2 separate regions of the Homo sapiens genome follow, and region 1 is linked to region 2. A link is a loop called in an ENCODE intact Hi-C map of the cell type or tissue named here. Cell type or tissue: PC-9. All regions are shown on one strand. Links, peaks and the distances in the headings refer to the core of each region. The heading gives the core; the rest is flanking DNA.

Region 1 (12,837 bases), core at 2,496-10,495, 250 kb before region 2:
ATGCTGATGTAATTTGTAATTTTGTTCACTGATGATTTATTTGAAAGATGAATCTGAAAATTATTGGGCTGATTAGACCATAGTGCCTCTAACTGAGGTTATAGATTATACTCTATATGTTATACTTTCCAGATATAAAATTATCTCAGCAGAAAGTATTGCTCACCCTAACTCATGCCTGTTAATTGGCAAAAGATAACATAACTTATATTTACACTGACGGCAGACATGCCTTCAGACATGCTATAATTTGGGGATGCTTCAGAGCAACAGGGATTTCTGACCACTTCAGGTAAAACCATCAGAGCTGGTAAACAAGTCTCTGACCTCTTGAAAGTTCTCTTCTACAGGTTGGATGTTTGTCCTCCAAACCTCATGTTTAAATTAGATCCCCAATGCTGGAGGTAAGCACTAATGGGAATTGTTTGTGTCATGGACATGAATCCCTCAAGAATGGCTTGATAACATCCTTGGAGTAATAAGTTCTTGCTCTTATTAGTTCCCAGGAGAGCTACCTGTTTAAAAAACAAACAACAACAACAACAACAAAACCCTGACACCTCCCCCATCTCTCTTTTGCTTCCTCTGTCACCATGTAACCTCTCTACATGCCAGCTCCTGTTTGCCTTCTGCCTTGAGCAGAAGCAGCCTGTAGCACTCACTAGATGCCCAGCATTCTAGCCAGCAGAATTGTGAGCCAAATAAACTATTTTTTAAAATAAATAAATCACTGAAATTCAGATATTACTTTATAGCAACACAAATGAACTCAAACACAATCCAAAAACAAAAATCTCTGGCTATCATCAAAATTCCTGGTAATTTAAAACTTGATACTCCAGAGAACAAGGGTAATCAATTTGGTGACATTGTAGCTAACAATGCAGCCCTGAAGGTTACATAAGAAAATAGATGTCTTGAAATGTCCTTACAGACTTATTATTCATTTAAAATGTTATTAAAAGAAGCATAAATAGGAGCTCTAAAGAAGGAAATAGACCTTTGAAAAGTAAACGAGGGAAGTCTTCTACAGAAACAGGCTTATTTTATGGACCTAATGATAGAACAGCTCTTCGTTCAGGGCTTCAGTTACCCTTTTTTAAAAATAATTATTATAGTTTAAGTTCTGGGATACATGTGCAGAACGTGCAGGTTTGTTACATAGGTATACACGTGCCATGGTTGTTTGCTGCACCCATCAACCCGTCATCTACATTAGGTATTTCTCTTAATGCTATCCCTCTCCAAGGCCCCCAACCTCTTACAGGCCCTGGTGTGTGATGTTCCCCTCCCTGTGTCCATGTGTTCAACTCCCACTTATGAGTGAGAACTTGTGGTGTTTGGTTTTTTTGTTCCTGTGTTAGTTTACTGAGATTGATGGTTTCCAGCTTCATCCATGTCCCTGTAATGGACATGAACTCATCCTTTTTTTGGCTGCAAAATATTTCATAGTGTATATGTGCCACATTTTCTTTATTTAGTCTATCATTGATGGCCATTTGGGTTGGTTCCAAAATTAACTCAAGATGGATTAGAGACTTAAATGTAAGACCTAAAACCATAAAAACCCTAGAAGAAAACGTAGGAAATACCACAGGACATAGGCATGGGCAAAGACTTCATGACTAAAACACCAGAAGCAACGGCAACAAAAGCCAAAATTGACAAATGGGATCTATTTAAACTAAAGAGCTTCAGCACAGCAAAATAAACTATCATCAGAGTAAAGAGGCAACCTACAGAATGGGAGAAAAATTTTGCAATCTATCCGTCTGACAAAGCGCTAATATCCAGAATCTACAAAGAACTTAAACAATTATCCCTTTTAAAGTTTGCTCACTAGCTGACTTATTAGAAAACAGACAGAATGATAGCATGGGGAAAACAATATTATTAGAAACAATCCCCTACTGTTGCTCAAAAGTTCATTCTTGCTGTAATGCTTGTCCTAAAAATAATCCTGGAAAATCCCTTCATGCTTCCTAGAAACATTTCTTTTACCTTTAGGATCCTTTGTGATATGGCAGTTGAACTTTATCCAGCTGCCTCTATCTCAGTGTTATAGGTAAGTTCTGGTGCTAATTTTTATGTTCTCTCCTTGGAGTGAAGCATTCCATGCTGATGAGCCATGACCCAAGCAGGTGGTACGTTGTTATTGGAAAACAATTATTTCATGAGGCATTCCATCTGACTTCCATAGTGGCCAAGGAACACACAATTTACTGGTCAGGTAATTTGATCCATTTACAACATTTGGCCTATATTTCAACATTTCCATTATGTCTATCCCCTCTAATCTTCTGGAGTGGTGGAAAACACCAATGGTGTAATAAAGATTCAAAAAATTCGATTAGTGAAATAACAGCAGTCCTTAACCTGACCTGGCCAAAGTTTCTCCCATTGGATCTCTTCAACCTGTGACTGACCCGATATGGTTTGGCCATGTTCTTCCCCACATCTCATCTTGAATTGTAGCTCCCATAATTCCCTCATGTCGTGGGAGGGACCTGGTGGAAGGTAATTGAATCATGGAGTGGGTTTTTCCCGTGCTATTCTCATGATAGTGAGTAAGTCCCATGAGATCTGGTGGCTTTATAAAGGAGGGTTCCCCTATACAAGCTCTCTTGCCTGCTGCCATGTAAGATGTGACTTTGCTCCTCATTCACCTTCAATCATGATTGTGAGGCCTCCCCAGCCATATGGAACTGTAAGTCAATTAAACCTCTTCCCTTTATAAATTACCCAGTCTTCAGTATGTCTTTATTAGCAGCATGAGAACAGACTAATACACACTCCATTTGGAAAGCACCAGCTCTCTCTCTTTAAAAGAATAATAGGAAGGCCCATGTCTCTAGATAAAGAAGCTTATGAACCTGTGTTCTTTAAAGGTGATCATTTTTTTTATTGCTAAAGTCTCACAAAACTACTCACTAAGAACACCACCAGATTAATAAAAGATTTCTTGAACAGCTAGCTCCATGTAGAAAAAGCCATAAAAAAAATCACATCCTACAACCTGGAGATTTTGTTTTCTAGAAATGACATCAAATAAGATTCTCTTCAATCCCATTGGAAGGGACCATATCAGGTATTGTTGACCAATTTCTGTGTCACTGAACTTAAGGGCATTGACTCATGAATTCGTCTTTCTCATTTAAAAAAAAAAAGGCAGCCCTACCAGAGTGGACATCTGCCATCACTGGAGATCTTCAACTGAAGCTGACTTGAAGTCTTCCTGACCAGAATGGCAAGCAGCTGACATCTACATTAGACTGCCTCTGCCCAGGATACTGGATCAGGATTGTATAACCAATTCTTCACAATTGTAATGCCTACCACAACTGAAATATTCGGTGTCCTATTTTCGAATTATTTATGCTTTTTGGGTTTCCTTCACACACTATGGCTATCCTCTCTTGGAGGTTTTGGCAAAATTGTCTCATATATAGTTCTTTTAATATATACTATACTTGTACTATGGCAATGGTTTGTGTGTATATACACATATGGTATATACACAAGCAAGTGCCTACAATCAGATTATGTTATATACACATACAAATGCCTATTAATGGTTTGCGTGTATGTACACAGGCAAATGCCTATAATCAGGTTTCGGTTTTTGCTTTCCCTAATAAATCTGACTACAACATCGAGGAATAATTCTTAGAAACCATTGCAACTTCTGGAACTTTGACAAGATGCTGGGTTTGCTACCATAAACCATAAACCCCCGCCCCTTTTTTTTTTTTTTTTTTTTTTTGAGACAGAGTCTCGCTCTGTCGCCCAGGCTGGAGTGCAGTGGCGTGATCTCGGCTCACTGCAAGCTCCGCCTCCTGGGTTCACGCCATTCTCCTGCCTCAGCCTCCCGAGTAGCTGGGACTACAGGCACCCGCCACCATGCCCAGCTAATTTTTTGTATTTTTTAGTAGAGACGGGGTTTCACCATATTAGCCAGGATGGTCTCGAGCTCCTGACCTCGTGATCCGCCCATCTCGGCCTCCCAAAGTGCTGGGATTACAGGCGTGATCCACCGGCCGCATAAACCACTTTTAACCACAGTGACACACTGGTATGTCCTATTCTAAATTTCACCAGTATTACTGATTGTACTCATATCACAACTTAGAAGCCATACAAAGCAGAATCTGTTTATTGAATCTGGCTGACTCATCCCAACCCGCTTGTCCTATGTTTCAGTTTAACTCATCCGAATCTTGTTTTCAAATGATTGTGTTCTTACTCAGAAATGACAGTTAAGAAAAAGTAATAATGCTGTTAAAAATTAAAAGAAAAACAATCCCTTGTGCTATGAGGACTCAATCTAACCTTGCTCTAATGTTTCTAACTCATGGTTTAATAATGCCCCCAAAACTATGTACTCCAATATAATATTCTCACCTGTGCTCCATCAGGACTTATTTTCACCCGTGGAGGAGATCACCATCCATGGGTCTATAAATGTGTAAGGGCATGGAATTATAAATAGCACTGTCTCTTAGGATATTTGGCCACCACTCTCTGTATGTATAGCTTTGAAGAAACTCAACAGTGGACTGGTTTCCTCAAACTTTTCCGTAGACACGACCACCAATGTATTTTAGACAGAGATTCTATTTCGAGGAAAATCTGTTAATTATCTACCTGACCATCAAGAAAATAGCTCCATGAATTTTATTGGAAGAACAGTTTTTCCTTGGTGGGGTGTTTTTTTTTTCGCATGAACAATATTTAGAAATATTTTTGTAAGCTCGGGAAATATTGCTGATGAAACTGCTGCCTCCACTGCAGCTCAAGAAAAATCTGCTGATTCGCTGGCTAAGGTTGCTCTAGACAATCACATTGCCTCAGATTATATATTAGCTAAACAAGGAGGCATACGTATGGTGGGAAATACTTGTTGTGTATACATACATACTTCTTATGAAGCAGAAATTCATCTAGGAAAAAATTTAAGAGAAGCCATTTGGTTACAAGTCTCTAAAGAAGAACCAAAATTGAATTTTCTTCATGTTATTTTTTAGTCGGCTCCCTAATGGATAGGTTCTTTGTGTTGTTCTGGCCTACAAAGTCTCTTTCCAATTGCAATTCATGTTTGCATTATATTTCTACTATTCAAACTGTTGGTGCTACGGATAGCTCATTGCATTACTTCTTCCAAGAAAACTAAAATCATGGTATTCCAAAGACTAGAGATAATTCAAGTGACAGCAGCTATATAAATCAATGACTTGAGCGAGTCTCATTTTTGTTAATCTGTGATGCCATCTCAATTCAGCCTTAGGGTGCACTTGAAAAATACCTAATTGAGATAGCTTCTCTTCTTCCTTGATGTGGGACAGGACTATCCAGGAGTGAGCCTTTCCAGCAATGAAGGACAATTTGGCACTTGAACTTTGATAATCAATGCTTCCGAGAAGAAAGATTTTGATCAAAAGAAACTTGAGGAAGAAAAATGAGAAAAAAAGAAGCCTTTTTTTTTTAATCTGAGGAATTTAATCCCTTTTAAATTATCAGATTTGGAGAAGCATTTAAAATGTGAGTAGTCACATCTGCCTCCCACCTGGAGCTAAATAATTACCTCTTGAAGCTACTTGCTATGTGGGCTCCAGACTAAGAAGTGCTAAGTAGCTATAAAATGCCATGCACTGGACATCATAACTCAGGCCCTACAGTTCAACAATGTACACCCAATCACTAATCATCCTTTTTTCTGTAAACCAATGAGAACTCCTGTCAATCAACTTTGTACCAGACTGCTCTTCGTCCTCCTTTGCCTTTAAAAATCTGCTTGGAGCAAAGGTCAAATAGATCACTTCCCTAGGCAATTTGGAAATGTGTCCTGAGCATCTGTTCTCACTTTGTTTCAAGTAAACTCCTTAAAATGATATTTTATGCTGCAGCTTTTTCCTTTTAGTTCAACACGTCTCAGTAAACATTTGTAATATTCTGGAAGTTCAGAAAGATACAATTATGAGTTCTTCCATTTTGTAGACTGCTCTTGGATACATAATTAATTCATTTGAAAATAGTAATAAGATAATTAAAAGCTAAATTCTGAGTCTATGGTAACAATTTCATAAGGAACACAAAGGAGAATTTTTGTAGTTGGCCCATCAAAGCCGAATTTGAAGGATGCTATTTGCCAGGCATCAGACCTAGAGGATATTATGTAACTTCTTTCTGAGTTTCCTCATCTGTGAAGTGGTTGTAATTATTATGACCTCCTCAAGGATATTGTGAGGATTAAATAATATACTGTACATAAACTTGTCAGACAACTTTGGCACATAGCCAGCATTCAGTAAAACATAAATGTTATTTTTATAAGACTTGAGATGGACTTAAAAATATATTACGAATTGGTTAAACATAGGGAAAAGAGAAGGAACTCCAAGGAGAGATTGACTCATGCAAATAAAAGCTCTTAAGGACTGCTGCAAACCAAGGAGACAATAATTCCAGTAGAGGGTGCAATTGGAGAGGAAGGGAAACGAACATGAAGAAATGGGGCATCTCAGATTTGGATATACAAGACAGCTGAGCCAGAGTGCTTACATTTCACAAGATTGGTGATTGTTTTCCAACATTTCTTTTAAGTAGAAAATAAAATCACAAGGTTTAAGGAGGGTTGTTATCCTGGCATTATAAAGACTGTTTGCATATTTCTAACTGTAAAAGAAAGAAAAGAAATATTATAAGACTTGAATAATTGGTGCAGACTGTTTCTTTGAACAAGCAGCCACACTATTTACCCTGAATCATGAGTCCCTTAATTGTGGGTTGTGACTTTGTGCTAAAGGGCAGACTGGTATGTTTTCTCCTTAACTGTGAAATTCTTCACTTTTATTATTTCTCACTTGCACTTTAAAACCCTGTAAATGTTATATTATTACACTATTATGTAACACAATAGCTGCTATCTCTCCCTTCTCTATAATGATCTATGCAAGGCATCTTCTGTCAAATAAGTCAGGACCTCTTGCCAGACGAGAGTGATTCATCAAAACTGCTGAGCTTTTTCATAATCGTTATTCTCACAGTGTATTACAAAGGGCCATTAACAGCGTTTAATTTTTCAGATTGGGTACAGCATGGCAACTTTAGTTTATGTTTCACTGCTTCTCTTTGTAAAGAAATCAATCGTTTTAAAACTGAACTACTCATGACAAACATGCTAGATTCATTAGCATCTGCCCTGGTTGTCTGTATGGAGGTTATATTGCAAACCTGATTTGCATTTTTATCTGCAAGGAGCACAAGGTTTGAACTGCCTAAATGTTTACTTAATTATTGCTCCCATTCTCTTCCACACCTATTTACCTCAAGCCCTCCACAAGCAGAGAGCAAGACTAATTAGTATCTAATTGATATTTTTTCAATAGTGAAAGAGAATCACTTTCAATACAAAGAATATCAGTATACGCTGTAGGGAACACTTAATCAGTCATAATAGCAAATATGGGAGTATTTGTTAGGTTTCCAAAATGATGTATTTTAATTAAGAAGCACCTGGTTGTCTCTACTAAATTTTACTTCTTAAATAGGAAGAGTTTATACCACTCATTTATTTTTTTACACCTTTCCTGGGAGATTATTTTGCAATCACTGAGGTGTTGCAGATACAAAAATGAATAAGATAAGATTTCTCTCAAGAAACCGTTAACCATGGGAAAATCAGACTCAGGAAAAAAAATAATGCAATTACAAGGGATGATAGATTTGTACTGAGTATGGTGGAATCGCAGGAAACAGCAGACTAATTCGGTCTGAAGAGGTCAGGGATAGATTACTGGAGGAGATAGCACATGAGCCAAAGAGAGTGCAGCTAATTAGCCATCAGACTGAAGGGGGGATGGAGAAAAGACATTGAAGTGAGAGAAGAAATCACAAGCATAGCTAGCAATGTGGGGAACATATTCCAAAATTGTATTGCTGAGTATATTTCATGGAATACATTCAAGTTGCATGGTATTTTTCACCATTTACCACCATTCTTTAGATAAGTTTATTTACAGAAAAGTGAAATGTTTCCATAACTTTATATAAAAGATGTTTACATATTAAGTAAAATAAAAATAATGTATTTTGCCTTTCAACAAAGATTACACATGAACAACATTCTTTTGTAAATAATTTTCTGTGCTCCCTAAAGTTGAAATGACCTCCACTGCTCACCTCAATATGCACGTCCTTGAACTCAGAGGACTCTATATATATATATGTATATATATATATATGTGTATATATATGTATGTGTATATATATATATACACACACACATACACATCTATATCCATATAATGGATATATATATATAGATGTGTGTATACACACACACACACACGCGCGTACTGAGTAAACAGTAAAGAACACACGTACTGAGTAAACAGTAAAGAAATGCATTGATTCCAGAAGAGGGTGATATTGGAGAGAGGAGTGAAACAAACTTGAGGACTTGCAATCATTACAGATCTGAACAGACATGGAAAATGAGCTTACATTATTAGACCTGAGAAAATTACCAATTGGTGGCCAAAGTTGATTCTTGACATTCATATTTACCACAATGAAGAGCAATGGTTTTGTGTCTGTAGTGATATATCATTTGTTTCATATTTTTAAAATAATAAATAAAATATAATTTTTTAAAGAAAACATTTAAAGGCCCTAAGAAATATAGAAGTCCAACAGCCAAAGATCGCCAAGAACACTACTGTATTTAAAGTTAGGCCTAGTTATGTATCAGCAGCAAAAGCAGTAAAAATAAGTCAGAACTCAGAACAAGATACCACCCAAATATAGCACCTTAATATTTTAAGTATTTTAAGCTGAAGGAAGCTGAGAAAACCACAGAAGCAGAAATGTCTCTCTGAGCTTCTCCTGTTCCCTCTCTCCTGAAGAGAGCAAGCAAACAAACAAACAAAAAAACCTGGAATTTCCTTTGCCCCTTCTCCCTGAAACAGACTATAAAACGTAGGAAGGTCACTCTCTGACAATCTCCCTTTCTTCTTTCCTGAAGAACCTCATATTACAGGTGTTCTGCCCTATACAGGATGGGAAGAAATGTCACACAGAGACACAGAAAAGAATCTGAACAAATAGGCGTTGATGAGTTTTTCCCAGTTTATTGCCATTACATCATATCCTTTCGTCCTCCAGTCATACTTCTTCTGCATGACTGTCCGCAAAAATACATGGATCTTCATTTCTGAAGGCCCTCACCTAAAATGTGTATTAAATCAATGTGTATATTTTTCTCTTTTTATCTGTCTTTTGTTTTAGGGTTCTCAGCCATGAACCTTATGATGAATAGCAAAAAATTTTGTTTTATCTCCCTTAATATACCAGGACAGTCTTGAGAAGAGGAGGTTTAGAGAGGTTATTTATAGGATTTGGAATTGGGCTGTGTGGTTACAGGGAAGGTTTAAGGAAACCAAGCATATTCTAGATTGAGAAGAAAACCTAGGTAATACCATTCAGGACATAGGAGTGGGCAAAGACTTCATGACTAAAACACCAAAAGCAATTGCATCAAAAGTTAAAATTGACAAATGGGATCTAATTAAACTAAAGAGCTTCTGCACAGCAAAAGAAACTATCATCAGAGCGAACAGGCAACCTACGGAATGGGAGAAAATTTTTGCAATCTATCCATCTGACAAAGGGCTAATATCCAGAATCTACAAGGAACTTAAAAAAACTTACAAGAAAAAAAAAACAAACAATCCCATCAAAAAGTGGGTGAAAGATATGAACAGACACTTTTCAAAATAAGACATTTATGCAGCCCACAAACATGTGAAAACAAGCTCATCATCACTGGTCATTAGAGAAATGAAAATCAAAACCACAGTGAGATACCATCTCACACCAGTTAGAATGGTGATCATTAAAAAGTCAGGAAACAACAGATGCTGGAGAGGATGTGGATAAACAGGAACACTTTTACACTGTTGGTGGAAGTGTAAATTAGTTCAACTATTGTGGAAGACAGTGTGGTGATTCCTCAAAGATCTAGAAACAGAAATACCATTTGACCCAGCAATCGCATTACTGGGTATATACGCAAAGGATTATAAATTATTCTACTATAAAGACACATGCACACGTATGTTTATTGCAGCACTATTCACAATAGCAAAGACTTGGAACCAACCCAAATGCCCACCAATGGGTGTTTATAGACTGGATAAAGACACTTTGTCATATATACACCATGAAATACTATATAGCCATAAAAAAGGATGAATTCATGTCCTTTGCAGGGACATGGATGAAGCTGGAAACCATCATTCTCAGCAAACTTACACAGAAACAGAAAACCAAACACGACATGTTCTCACTCATAAGTGGGAGTTGAACAGTGAGAACATGTGGACACAGGGAGAGGACCATAACACACTGGGGCCTATCAGGGGGTGTGGCGCAAGGGGAGGGATAGCATTAGGAGAAATACCTAATGTAGATGATGGTTTGATGGGTGCAGCAAACCACCATAGCACATGTATACTACCTATGTAACAAACCTGCACATTCTGTACATGTATCCCAGAACTTCAAGTATAATAATAATAAAAGAAAATAATCAAGACCCAACCCAAAAGCACACTTACCATCTCTACAAATATTTGCATTTTTATCTTTCGTTAAGTGGAAAGTTTAGGTAAGGATGAACAATTTATTCAATTGAATTGATTTAATTTCTGGAAGATGTTTGTATGTTAAACAGTGAATTTATAACTATGATTTTATAGTCTTCTTGACAACCATTTGGTATGAATCATCAACATAAAACATGAAACAGGATTATCCAAAAAAATTCTTCTAAGGTTTGTAGTAGGCATAAATATTTCCCTAATGGAGTCACTGGGTTCAGAGTGTTAACAGTGATGGATAGTGATATGTGAGAGAAAGTGACAGAGGACATTCACAAATCTCCAGAGGCCTTAATTTATCTTGTGAAATATATTATGGATGTCAATGATTGATAAAGGTATTTCTCAATTTTTTTTAATATAAAAGTTTATCTGTTGACAGTCATTATTCCAGACCATGCCTAAAACCGGAGTATGCTTCTTTTAACCTGAGAAATACACAGACATTAAACATAGTTATATTAAGATATTTTAATTATACATAATTAAAATGATTTCACTTCTCTTTGGAATATCCATTTTCTCTAATCTTTGTCTTAGTTAACAAAAGAGCTCTCACAATCAATATGAAATAATTAAATTCTGAAGAATGTTAAAGAAAGCAAATAGTATTCCTATTATATGAATTTTTTATCTGGGGCAAATGCTATTTACTTGGTTCATAATATGTATGTATGTACACACGTCCATATAATGGATATATATAGATGTGTGTATACACACACACATATAATGGATATATAGATGTGTGTATACACACACACACAAACACACACACACATACATGTAGAAAAGAAGTAAATGTTTGCTTTTCCTGTGGCCATAGAATCTTAGCGGTTTTATTTATCTTTATACACAAACAAACTTATTAATCTGAATTTGAAGCTTGAACCTGAGAAAGGCAAAATTTAAAAACTAATTTTAAGAAAGGATACGATATGAACATAAATAATAAATATTGATATATAAGAAATTGTTACAGGCAATATTTTTAAACCCAGGAAGCACATCAATAATTATAAAAAATTAATATTTATTTTCTATATATAAAGAACTTTAAATTATTTAATTAAATTACAGCCTAAAGTCTCAAATAAAGTAATCTTAAATTTTCATTATTTTATAAAATATTACTTCTAATTTTACCTTTATAAATTTTTAACACTACTCTCAAGATCCTCCATATAAATCTTGTGTATAAGTATTTAAACATAAGATATATGTTGTATTTGTTTTATAAATTATTATAATGAAAAATAATGTAATATGAAACACTGTAATGTAAATAATTATAAGTATAAAAGTAGACAATAATGTGAAAGATTATACCTTAATTGAAAAAAATAATCAGTATATCAAATAAATAAAATAATACAAATATATAATATTGAATATGACATCTTAATGAACTTCAACTTCTCTCAAAAGATATGAAAGCTTATTATGAACATAATTTTATATTCATTTTAATTATTGTACTTTACATAGTCTCAATAATTTATGTTCATTAACACCTTTATATAAAGTAACCATAATTGATTTTCTCCAGATGAACAGAAAACAAGAAGACAGGAAATTTAAAACTATGTAGTTATTTTTCTCCTGCGTGTGTAGGAGCACACACATCATATTATGTCTGCAAATTTCAAGGTGGCAAAAACAAATATATATTAAATATCATCCAAAGGACTGTGAGCATTTTCTTAATTTTTAGCCACTCTTTACAGATAAGAAACAAGGTAATGAAAACTATTTTAGAACACAGAGATAATTTAGTGGTCAGCAAGTCAAAGAGAGAGGCTTCCCCAGAATCCAACCATGCTGGCACCCTGATCTTGGATGTCCGGCTTCCAGAACTGTAAGAAAACAAATGTTTGTTGCAGTTTGTGGTACTCGATTATAGCAGCTTCAGCGGACTAATTGGAATGGGTTATAAACTGGTTTTTATGATTGCTCAATACTGTAGACAAATATTACTGTCTTTTCTAAAAAGTAGGAATTCCTTTTTCTTTCTTAGTTATTTATGTAGGGGAAGCCATCATCAGTTGTCCAGATATTCAACTCTGTGTTGATTCTCCATGAAGACAATATTAATTTGTAGAGATCCTATATTTAGTTTGAAAGTTGATCAACATTATTTCATTCTGTTTTTATTTTTGAATCGTTTATTGATTTTTTT
Region 2 (12,837 bases), core at 2,711-10,710:
AAAATAATCAACAAAACAAAAAGTTTATTCTTCAAAGTGATTTACAAAAATGATAATCACAAACTAGAGTAACCAAAAAAGAAGGGAAAATTTAAATAAACACATTCAGAAATAAAAAATGAGACATTACAACTGATACCACAGAAACACAAAAGATCATCAGAGACTATTATAAATAACTTATGCTCAAATATTAGAAACCGAGAGGATATAAGTAAATTTCCAGAAAAAAATACAACCTCCTGAGATTGAATCTACAAGAAATAAAACTTCTGAACAGATTGACAATGAGTAGCAAGATTGAATCCGTAATAAAAAAAAAACTGCCAAAAAGAACAACCAAAAGCCCAGTGCCAGATGGATTCACAGTTGATTCTAACAAACATAAGATGAAAAACTGATATCAATACTCTTAAAAATATTCCAACTAATCAAAGAGGAAAAAATTTTCCCTAATTCACTCTATGAAGCTAGTATAACCCTGCAACTAACTAAAACCAAATGAGGACAAAAAAAAAAAGAAAGAAAGAAAAACTATAGGCCAATATCCGTTATGAACAGGTAGGATTTATCCCAGGGTTGCAAAGATGACTCAAGATATGTAAATAAATAAATGTAATACATCACATAAAGATAATTAAAGACAAAATCCATATGATCATCTCAGTAGATACAAAAAAGGCATTGGATAAAATTTAGCATACATCTATGATAAAACTCATCAATAAACTAGGCATAGGTGGAACAAACCTTAATATAATAAAAACAATATATAACAAACCCATAACCAACATCATACTCAATAAGAAAAAGTTGAAAACATCCTATCTAAGAACTGGAACAAGACAACAATGCCCACCTTCACTACTCTTATTCAATATAGTGCTAGAAGTCCTCACTAGAGCAATCAGAAATAGAAAAAAAGTCACCCAAATTGAAAAAGGAAGTTAAATTATCACTGTTCACTGATGAGATGATCTTATATTTAGAAAACCCTAATGACTCCACCAAAAAACTCTTAAAGCTGATAAATTAATTCAGCAAAGTTTCAGGATACAATATTAATAGACAGAAATCAGTAGCATTTCTATAGACCAATAATGATCTAGCCGAGGATCAAATCAACAAGGCAATTCAATTTACAATAGCCACAAAACTGTTTAGGAACATATTTAACCAGTGAGGTGAAAGATTTATATAAGGAGAACTACAGAAATCATAGATAACACAAACAAATGGAAAAACATCCTATGCTTATGGATAGGACGACTCCAGCCTGAGCAAGAGAGATACTCCATCTCATTTAAAAAAAAAAAAAAGGAAGAATCAATATCATTAGAATGATAATACTACCTGTATTAGTCAAGATTCTCTAGAGGGACAGAACTAAAGGAATATATATATATATATATATATATATATATATATATATATATATATATTATATATATATATATATATATATAAAATATATATATATATATATATGAGTTTATTAAGTATTAACTCACACGAGTTAATTATTATTACAAGTTATTAATTATAATCACATGAGTTATTATTATTAAGTATTAACTCACATGATCACAATGTCCCACAATATGCCATCTGCAGGCTGAGAAGCAAGGAGATCCAGTCCTAGTTCAAAAACTGAACAACTTGGAGTCCAATGTTCAAAGTCAGGAAGCATCCAGCACAGGAGAAAGATGTAGGCTGGGAGGCTAGGCTAGTCTCTCTTTTCACATTTCTCTGCCTGCTTATAGTCTAGCTGTATTGGCTGCTGATTAGATTGTGCCCACGCAAATTAAGGGTGGGTCTGCCATTCCCAGCCCACTAACTCAGATGTTAATCTTCTTTGGGAATACCCTCACAGGGACACCCAGGATCAATACTTTGTAACCTTCAATCCAATCAAGTTGACACTCAGTATTAACCATCACACTGCCCAAAGCAATCTATAGATTCAACATAATCTCTATGAAATTACTGATGTCATTTTTTTAGAGAATTATAAAAACATCTTAAAATTCATATGGAATAAAAAAAGAGCCTGTATAGCCAAAACAATTCTAAGCAAAAGGAACAAAGCTGGAGGCATCACATTACCTGACTTCAACTTATACTACTAGACTACAAACAGTAACCAAAGAAGCATGGTACTCGTATAAAAATAGACACATAGATCAATGGAACAGAATAGAGTTCCGAGAAATAAAGTCACATACCTAAAACCATCGGATCTTTGACAAAGTCAACAAAAATATACACTAGAGAAAAAACACCTATTTCAGTAAAAAGTGCTTGACAAATTGGGCTGCCCTATGAAGAAGAATTAAACTAGCACCATACCTCTTAACATATACAAAAATTAACTGAATGTGGATTAAAGATCTAAATATAAGACCTGTAGTTATACAAATTCCAGAAGAAAATCTAAGAAAAACTTTTCCGGTCATTGGCTTAGGCAAATAATTTATGACAAAGTCCTCAAAAGCAAGTGCAACAAAAACAAAAATAGACAAATGGGATGTAATTCAACTAAAAAGCTTCTGCACAGCAAAAGAAATAATCAACAGAGTAAACAGACAACATGTAGAATGGGAAACAATATTTGAAAACTATGCCATTGACAAAAGGCAAATATCTAGAATCTATAAGGAACCCAAACAGCATAATGAGGATAAAGCAAATAACCCTAATAAAAAAGGGGACAAAGGATATGAGCAGACATTTTTCAAAAGAAGACACACAAGTGGCCAACAAACATGAAAAAGTGCTCAGCATCACTAATCATCAAATTAAAACCAAAATGAGATACGATTTTATAGCAGGCAGAATGGCTACTACTAAAAAGTTGAAAAAAAAGAAAAAAAAAGATGTTGATGGGACTGCTTATACACTTAGTATAACCTTTATGGAAAATAGTATGGAGATTTCTCCAGGAATTAAAAATAGAACTACCATTTGATCTAACAACCTGAATACTGGTTATCTACCCAAAAACGAAGAAATCACTGTATCAAAAACATATCTGCACTCATATGTTTATTGCAGCACTATTTACAATAGCAAAGATATGGAATAAATGTTAAGTGTCCATCATTGGAGGCACACAAATACACACACACATACATACATATTCCAGGGTATGTTTGTGTATACATTTATATCTAGGTATGAAAGTACACACATGCACACATAAATTCCACAGTAGTATTCCATGATGTGTACGTATATATATCCAAAACAATGAAGTCATGTATTTTGCAACTGGAGGCTATTATTTTAACTGAAATAACTCAGAAACAGAAAAATCAAATACAGAATATTCTCATTTATAAGTGGGAGCTAAACAATGGATAGACATGAACATAAAGAGTAGAATACTACACATAGGAGACTTCAAAACGTGGGAGATAGGAAAGGAGTGAGGGGTAAAAAATTTACCTATTGGGTACAATGTTCACTATTCAGGTAATGAATACACTAAAAGTCTAAACTTCACTACTACAAAATATATGCATGTAAGAAATCTGTATATGCATGCCATATAAATATTTTTTATTTATTTAATTTTTAAATATACTTTAAGTTCTGTGATACATGTGCAAAACCTGAAGGTTTGTAACATAAGTATACATGTGCCAAAGTGGTTTGCTGCACCCATCAACCCATCATCTACATTAGGTATTTCTCCTAATGCTATCCCTCCCCAATGACCCTGCTCCCCAGACAGGACCCAGTGTATGATGTTCCCCTCCCTGTGTCCATGTGTTCCTATTGTTCAACTCCCATTTATAAGTGGGAACATGCAGTGTTTGGTTTTCTGTTCCTGCGTAAGTTTGCTGCTGAGAATGATGCTTTCCACCTTCATCTCTGTCCCTGCAGAGGGACATGGCTTTTTTATGGCTGCATAGTGTTCCATGGTGTATATGTGCCACATTTTCTTTATCCAGTCTATCATTGATGGGAATTTGGGTTAGTTCAAAGTCTTTGCCATTGTGAATACAGCGGCAATAAACATAGGTGTGCAGGTGTCTTTATAATAGCATGATTTATAATCCTTTGGGTATATATCCAGTAATGGGATTGCTGGGTCAAATGGTATTTCTAGTTCTAGATCCTTGAGGAATTGTCACACTGTCTTCCACAATGGTTGAACTAACTTACACTCCCACAAACAGAGTAAAAGCATTCCTATTTCTCCACATCCTCTCTAGCATCTGTTGTTTCCTTACATTTTAATGATCACCATCCTGATGTGAGATGGTATCTCATTGTGGTTTTGATTTGCATTTCTCTAATGACCAGTGATGATGAGGTTTCTTCACATCTTTGTTGACCACATAAATGTCTTCTTTTGAGAAGTGTCTGTTCATATCCTTTGCCCACTTTTTGATGGGGTTGTTTGTTTCTTGTAAATTTGTTTAAGTTCCTTGTAGATTCTGGGTATTAGCCCTTGGTCAGATGGATAGATTGCAAAAATTTTCTCCTTTTCTGTAGTTGCCTGTTCACTCTGATAATAGTTTCTTTTGCTGTGCAGAAGCTCTTTAGTTTAATTAGATCCCATTTGTCAATTTTGGCTTTTCTTGACCTTGCTTTTGGTGTTTTAGTCATGAAGTCTTTGCTCATGCCTATGTCCTGAATGGTATTGCCTAGGTTTTCTTCTAGGGTTTTTATGGTTTTAGGTCTTACATTTAAGTCTTTAATCCATCTTGAGTTAATTTTTGTATAAGGTATAAGGAAGGGGTCCAGTTTCAGTTTTCTGCATATGGCTAGCTAGTTTTCCTAACACCATTTATTAAATAGGAAATCCTTTCCCCATTGCTGGTTTTTGTCAAATTTGACAAAGATCAGATGGTTTAGATGTGTGGCATTATTGCTGAGGCCTCTGTTCTCTTCCATTGGTCTATATATACATATGTTTTGGTACCAGTACCATGCTGTTTTGGTTACTGTAGCCTTGTAGTAGAATTTGAAGTCAGGTAGCATGATGCCTTCAGCTTTGTTCTTTTTGCTTAGGATTGTCTTGGCTATACAAGCTCTTTTTGGTTTCATATTAAATTTAAAGTAGTTTTTTCTAATTCACGAGAACTTCATAAAGGATACACAAGTATCAGTAGCTGAATATATCAAGTGGAAGAAAGGATACCAGAGATTGAAGATCAACTTAATAAAGGAAAGTGTGAAGACAAGACTAGAGAAAAAAGAATGAAAAGGAACAAACAAATCCTCCAAGAATATCGAACTGTATGAAAAGATCAAACCTACATTTTATTTGTGTACCTGAAAGTGACAGGGAGAATGGAACCAAGCTGGAAAACACTCCTCAGGATATTATCCAGGAGAACTTCCCCAACCTAGCAAGACAGGTCAACATTCAAATTCAGGAAATACAGAGAACACCGCAAAGATACTCCTCAAGAAGAGCAACCCCAAGACACATAATCATCAAATTCACCAAGGTTGAAATGAAGGAAAAAATGTTAAGGGCAGCCAGAGAGAAAGGCCAAGTTACCCACAAAGGGAAGACCACCAGACTAACAGTGGATCTCTCTTCAGAAACCCTACAAGCCAGAAGAGAGTGGGGGCCAATATTCAACATTCTTAAAGGAAAGAATTTTCAACCCAGAATTTCATATGCAGCCAAACTAAGCTTCATAAGTGAAAGACAAATAAAATCCTTTACAGACAAGCAAATGCTGAGAGATTTTGTCACCACTAGTCCTGCCTTACAAGGGCTCCTGAAGGAAGCACTAAATATGGAAAGGAAAAACCAATACCAGCCACTGCAAAAACATACCAAATTGTAAAGATCATCGACATTATGAAGAAACTGCATCAACTAACATGCAAAATAAACAGCTAGCATCATAATGACAGGATCAAATTCACTCATAGCAATATTAACCTTAAATATAAATAGGCTAAATGCCCCAGTTAAAAGACACAGACTGGCAAACTGGATAGAGTCAAAACCCATCAGTGTGCTGTATTCAGGAGCTCCATCTCATGTGCAAAGGTGCACATAGGCTCAAAATAAAGGGATGGAGATATATTTACCAAGCAAATGGAAAGCAAAGAATGACAGGGGTTGCAATACTAGTCTCTGATAAAAGACATTAATCCAACAAAGGTTAAAAAAGACAAAGAAGGGCATTACATAATGGTAAAAGGATCAATGCAACAGGAAGAGCTAACTATCATAAATATATATGCACCCAATACAGGAGCACCCAGATTCATAAAGCAAGTTCTTAGAGACCTACAAAGAGATTTAGACTTCCATACAATAATAGTGGGAGATTTTAACACCCCACTGTCCATATTCGACAGATCAACAAGACAGAAAATTAATAAGGATATTCAGGACTTGAACTCAGCTCTGAGCCAAGCGGATCTAATAGACATCTACAGAACTCTCCACCCCAAATCAATAGAATATACATTTGTCTCAGCACCATATTGCACTTTTTCTAAAACTGACCACATAATTGGAGGTAAAACACTCCTCAGCAAATGTAAAAGAATGGAAATCATAACAATCTCTCAGACCACAGTGCAATCAAATTAGAACTCAGGATTAAGAAACTCACTCAAAACTGCACAACCACATGGAAACTGAACAACCTGCTCCTGAATGACTACTGAGTAAATAACGAAATTAAGGCAGAAATAAATAAGTTCTTTGAAACCAATGAGAACAAAGACACAATGTACGAGAATCTCTGGAACACAACTAAAGCAGTGTTTAGAGGGAAATGTATAGCACTAAATGCCCACAGGAGAAAGCAGAAAATATCTAAAATCAACATTTTAACATCACAATTAAAAGAACTAGAGAAGCAAGAGCAAACACATTCAAAAGCTAGCAGAACACAAGAAATAACTAAGAACAGAGCAGAACTAAACAGATAAAGACACGAAAAACCCTTCAAAAAAAATCAATGAATCCAGGATCTGGTTTTGTGAAAAGGTGAACAAAATAGACAAACCGCTAGCCAGACTAATAAAGAAGAAAAGAGAGAAGAATGACATAGACAGAATAAAAGATTATAAAGGGGATATCACAACTAATCCCACAAAAATACAAACTACCATCAGAGAATACTATAAACACTTCAACACAAATAAACTAGAAAATATAGAAGAAATGGATAAATTCTTGGACACATACACCTTCCCAAGCCTAAACCAGGAAGAAGTCGAACCCCTGAATAGACCAATAACAAGTTCTGAAATAGGGGCAGTAATTCATAGCTTACCAACCAAAAAAAAAAAGCCCAGGACCAGACAGATTCACAGCCGAATTCTACCAGAGTTACAAAGAGAAGCTGGTACCATTCCTCCTGAAACTATTCCAAACAATAGAATAAGAGGGATTCCTCCCTAACTCATTTTATGAGGCCAGCATCAGCAGCATCCTGATACCAAAACCTGGCAGAGACACAACAAAACAAGAAAATTTCAGGCCAATATCACTGATGAACATCGAGGCAAAAATCCTCAATAAAATACTGGCAAACTGAATCCAGCAGCACATTAAAAAGCTTATTCACCACGATCAAGTCGGCTTCATCCATGGGTTGCAAGGCTGGTTCAACATATGCAAATCAATAAACTTAATCCATCACATAAACAGAACAAATGACAAAAACCACATGATTATTTCAATAGATGCAGTAAAGGCCTTTGATAAAATTCAACACCGCTTTATGCTGAAAACTCTCAATAAACTCGGTATTGATGAGAGCTATTTATGACAAACCCACAGCCAATATCATACTGAATGGGCAAAAGCTGGAAGCATTCCCTTTGAAAACTGGCACAACACAAGAATGCCATCTCTCACCAATCCTATTCAACATAGTATTGGAAGTTCTGTCCAGGGAAATCAGGCAAGAGAAAGAAATACAGAGTATTCACATAGGAAGAGAGGAAGTCAAATTGTCTCTCTTTGTAGATAACATGATTGTATATTTAGAAAATGTTGGGGAAAGCTGAGTGTTGGGAGAAGCTGAGGCAGGGCTTGCATGTCTGACATAGTGTAAAAGAGTCTTGGAACATGTTCGAGGTCCAAGGTCTAAAACCCCTTGTGGCCTTTGGAACACCAAGCTCTGTGCTAAAGGGTGGAAGGCTACCCTGATGCACCATAGTCTAAGCCCAGGGCATAAAATCCCTCATGGCTTGGATAGAATCCAGGATTTGTGGCTCTGGAATGTGTCTAGACTTGCTGGCTCCTTGCTCCTTGCTCTCCCAGGATCCATTGTGTCTTGAGTTAAAAGAACCTGCTCTCCATTATCTCAAGTAGCAGAGCAAATGCTAAACCATCACAGCTGTAAATCATGTGCTTAATACAATGCACCCATTGGACCTCCACATTCTCACCATATGTTTCTTTGTTGAATTACCAATAAATAACGTGGACTCCCAGAGCTCAGGGCCTTCACAGCCTCCACAATCGCAATGGCCCCCTGATGCCCACATTTCTCTCTCAAACTGTCTTTTTCTCAATCCTTTGACTCCACCGGACTTTGTCACCCACACGACCTGGTGTTGGGTCTGATCACACCAACATTCCTGGCTGCTCAATGTGGGGCGACAAAGACCTCGGTGAAGGAATGCAAGAGCACGTGAAAGTGAAGGATGCATCGTCAAAGGACACCCGAATGTCTAAAAGAAGCTCGGCGGGAAAGCTGAGCGCTCAGAAGAACCAGGGTAACAATGGGACAAAGTGAAAGCAGACATTCTGCTTGTTTAAATTTCTTAAGGCATTTATTACAAAGATGGGGAGTGAAAGTTGGTACTCAGAATTTGTTATCACTCTTTAGCGCAGTAAAGCAGTTTTGCCCATGGTTCCCAGAACAAGAGACTATGGAGTTGGATGAATGGGAGAGAATTGGCAGAGATTTTTAAAAAGCGTATAAAGATGGAGCAAAAATTCCAGTCTCAGTTTGGTCAATGTGGGAGCTAATAAAAGCAGCTCTTGAGCCATTTCAAACAGATGATGAGACAGATTCAGATGAGGAAGAGGTGGACGAGTGTAAAAAACTAACTTCAGATTCTGAATGTGAGGAATAGAAACTGGAGGAAGTTAAAGAAAAGAAAGGGAAACTAAAAATAGTGTGTTTTACTAGCCTGTTGGCTCCACCTGCTGAATTAAGTGAATGGCCACCTCCTCTCTCTCCCCTTAATGGGTGAGAAAATGAATTAGCTACATAACTTACCCCTCCTATAGCTGCAACATTAAAACCCGGAGCAATTGGTAGTACTAAGACCCAGTGGAATCTGAGGCTTGTTTATTCAGACAGCACCTCAATAAATTGAGGCATATCCGGCACAGCCAGTGCCCTTACAAACAGCAACAATTGTCTCCCGCTGTGGTAAGCAGTGCTGCCGTGGACCTTTGCAGTGCAGTTCCCATTTCCCTGCTTCTGGGGGAGCCACCCGAGATGGTCCCCAGGGGAGTTGGGGGACCATTTCCTTCAGGAACAGTAGGTCTATTACTTGAAAGATCTAGAGGTGTCACTGTGCATATGGGAATGATTGGTTCTTTTTATACCAGAGAAATTCAATTAGTTATTAGTTGCTCAACTCCATGGTCTGCTTCCCTAGAAGAAAGAATTGCTCAGTTGTTGACATAAAGCTGGGAAGCAGCACAGTGAAAAGAACAGGAGGCTTTGGTAGTACTAATCCAACAGGAAAGGCTATATATTGGGTTAATCAAGTGTCTGTACAAAAGACCTATTTGTACAGTAGACCTGCTGTTGGATGCTTACAGATGGACACACAGGCCTGGTTGGCAGTAGTCCCCGGAAAAAATAAATCATGGGTTGCTTTGCATAGTGCAAGTAAAGTCATCTTGAAGCTTCGGTTTCATGGTTAACCTGCCTCTGCAGATTTAATGAGCACATAGGCATGATATGGGCTGAATGTGTTCATTGTGGCGTTTGTGGCTTTTATGATGGGAATATTCAACCTCTAATCCTACTACATTGGTGAAAAACAAAATGAAGCCTTCACAACAGAGTTTTAAGACACTGTTCTGGGCTATCTTTGGACTTTCTGAAGTGAAATCAGTGGTCATCAACTATAACCACAAATTAATTGAAAACATTGGTTATGTTCTTTATGGAGTCCATAATGTTACAATGGTCATTGTTTTGCTAAAATTGCCATGATCAACAGTTTATTCCAGGAAATTGAGGATGACGCTGATGTGGAGTGGAAATTTGCAAGGGCCAAACTCTCATTTTCCTGCTTTGGGGAGGGGAGAGCACTTCCTGTTCCCTTCAATCTGGTGCCGGGTCCGAGGTCCCTGTTTTGTCTCTTGCTGAAGCTTAAAGGGTGGATTTCTGAGCTCTACCCAAGGTCATTAAAAAGGTTTCCAGGAAAGATGTAGAGATAAGTAAGTAAAGTAGAGACAAGTAAGTAAGTAGAGACAAGTAAGTAGAGCTAAGTATAAACAGAGATAGAGGTAAGTAGAGAGAGAGATAAGTAGAGAGAGAGAGGTAAGTAGAGAGAGGTAAGTAGAGAGAGAGAAGTAGAGAGATGAAGACTAGCAATATAAGGTCAGTGCCCTAAAGAGGTACAAAAGCAAAGACTAACAGAGATTTGCAGGGACAGACAAGAACATTCTGAATTATAGAAATTAGTTATGGCTCAAAGGGCAAATATAAAAGGAATAGAGAGGAGGGAGATAAGGATAAAAATGCTCTTTCTTTTCTCTCCAACAGAACCTGTGGGTCCTTTAACTAAACTTAATCAAAGGGTGGATGCATTGGTGTCTGCAGCTTTTGCTGATGCACAAACATTCCATTATTAAACTCATCTTAATGCCACAGGCCTTAGAAAAAGATGTGGTCACATAAAAAGAGCTGGGAAAAAGGAAAGATAATTATATGAGGAAGAGGATTTGTGTATGTCTCTCCAGGTGACAATCAGCTGCCTATGTGGGTGCCCACCAAACATCCGAAGATCTATCAGGAGCCACAGCATCTAGTGGACCCACCTGTACAGTGCGAATTGAAGGTTTGAAAAGCCTCGATTTGCTTTCCTTGTGCCTTCTCTTAGAAGGGGCCTGTTTCTCATTATCAGTAGCCTCCCAGCTACAGCCACAAGTTTTTGCTTCTGTTTCAGTAGATTTACTAATGTATGGGTGAGGGAATGCTTGTATTTTTGCAGGAGATGAATGAACCGTGAGGATGCCCTCAAGATGTGTATGACCACGGAACAGGAGACTGGAGGGACCCATGGATCCCAACCATGGACCGGGTTCCCCCAGTATGAGCCATAAGCCAGTTGAATCTGAATGCGAAGATGGAACAAAGACCAACCAGAGTCACGATGCTTAATGGACCAATGCTTTCTGACTCAGCTCCTCTCTACCCTGAATATAAGAGACCCTAATAGTTAGGCAGGACTATCATCACCCCTATTCAGCATGAAGAAGTTACAGAAGACGGACCTTCATCCTTCTGCAACCCCTAGGATTAGGGGTCCTCTTGTAAAAGGGAAAGGGGAGATATGTGGAAAGCACTCAAACCAGAGTGACTCCAGTTTGAATAAGGGCTAAGAAAAATGAAGCTGGATCACCAACCGGCAATTAAGGGCTGCACAGCCTGCAATTGCCTTGCTCAATTAAAAGAGGTTACCTTTTATGCTAGTAATAACGATACCTTCTCTTTTACAAAAAAAGAGAAGGGGGGCATGTTGGGAAAATCTGAGTGTTGGGAGAAGCTGAGGCAGGGCTTGCATGTCTGACATAATGTAAAAGACTCTTGGAACATGTCCGGGGCCCAGGGTCTGAAACCCCTTGTGGCCTTTGGAACACCAAGCTCTGTGCTAAGGGGTGGAAGGCTACCCTGATGCACCATCATCTAAGCCCAGGGCATAAAATCCATTGTGGCTTGGACAGAATCCGGGGCTTGTGGCTCTGGAATGTGTGTAGACTTGGTGGCTCCTTGCTTCTTGCTCTCCCAGGATCCATTGTATGTTGAGTTAAAAGAACCTGCTCTCCATTATCAAGTAGCAGAGCAAGTGTGAAACCATCACAGCTGTAAATCATGTGCTTAATGCAATGCACCCGTTCGACCTCCACGTTCTCACCACCTGTTTCTCTGTTGGATTACCAATAAATAACGTGGGCTCCCAGAGCTCAGGGCCTTTGCAGCCTCCACAGACACGATGGCCCCCTGGTGCCCACTTTAATTCTCAAACTGTCTTTTTCTCAATCCTTTGACTCCGACAGACTTTGTCACCCCCATGACCTGGTGTTGGGTCTGATCACCCCAATAAGAAAACCCCATTGTCTCAGGCCAAAATCTCCTTAAGCTGATGAGCAACTTCAGCAAAGTCTAAGGATAAAAAATAAATATACAAAACCCACAAGCATTCCTGGAATACACACAAGTAATAGACAAATAGCCAAATTATGAGTGAACTCCCATTCACAATTGCTACAAAAAGAATAAAATACCTAGGAATCCAACTCACAAGGGATGTGAAGGACCCCTTCAAGGAGAACTACAAACCTCTGCTCAACAAAATAAGAGAGGACACAAACAAAAGGAAAAACATTCCATGCTCATAGATAGGAGAATCAATATCATGAAAATGGTGATACTGCCCAAAGTAATTTACAGATTCAATATATGTACATATTTTTAATAGGACATTGAATTTTTTTTAAAAAAAGGAAACCCCAAACTAGTATATAATATCAATTACTTATGTGATATTTATACATAAGTGTTGAATAGCTTATTAAAATATAATAAAGTCAAATTTACAATAAGTGAAGAAAATTATTTTTAAAACAAATTCTATAACAAAATA

The links. Hi-C counts contacts between places; a loop is a spot of excess contacts. Peaks named below come from ENCODE experiments on the same cell type or tissue, not always from the same donor. Only the 100,000 strongest peaks of a DNase experiment are listed, where the experiment ranks them.
Region 1: it touches region 2 in a loop (3-fold over the local background); 3 of 110 quality-filtered maps call a loop at or near these places.

Annotation. Positions count from the first base shown.
Region 1 is chr5:25,000,568-25,013,404 of GRCh38, reverse strand. No RefSeq gene overlaps it. Among named protein-coding and RNA genes, the nearest start is that of LINC02239, 170 kb to the right of the region's middle. In PC-9, for the core only: a CTCF peak has its summit at 6,456 (motif pointing right); a DNase peak (open chromatin) is centred at 6,494.
Region 2 is chr5:24,746,868-24,759,704 of GRCh38, reverse strand. It overlaps the pseudogene TRPC6P6. Among named protein-coding and RNA genes, the nearest start is that of LINC02239, 87 kb to the left of the region's middle. In PC-9, for the core only: no CTCF peak of the experiment used is centred there; no DNase peak of the experiment used is centred there.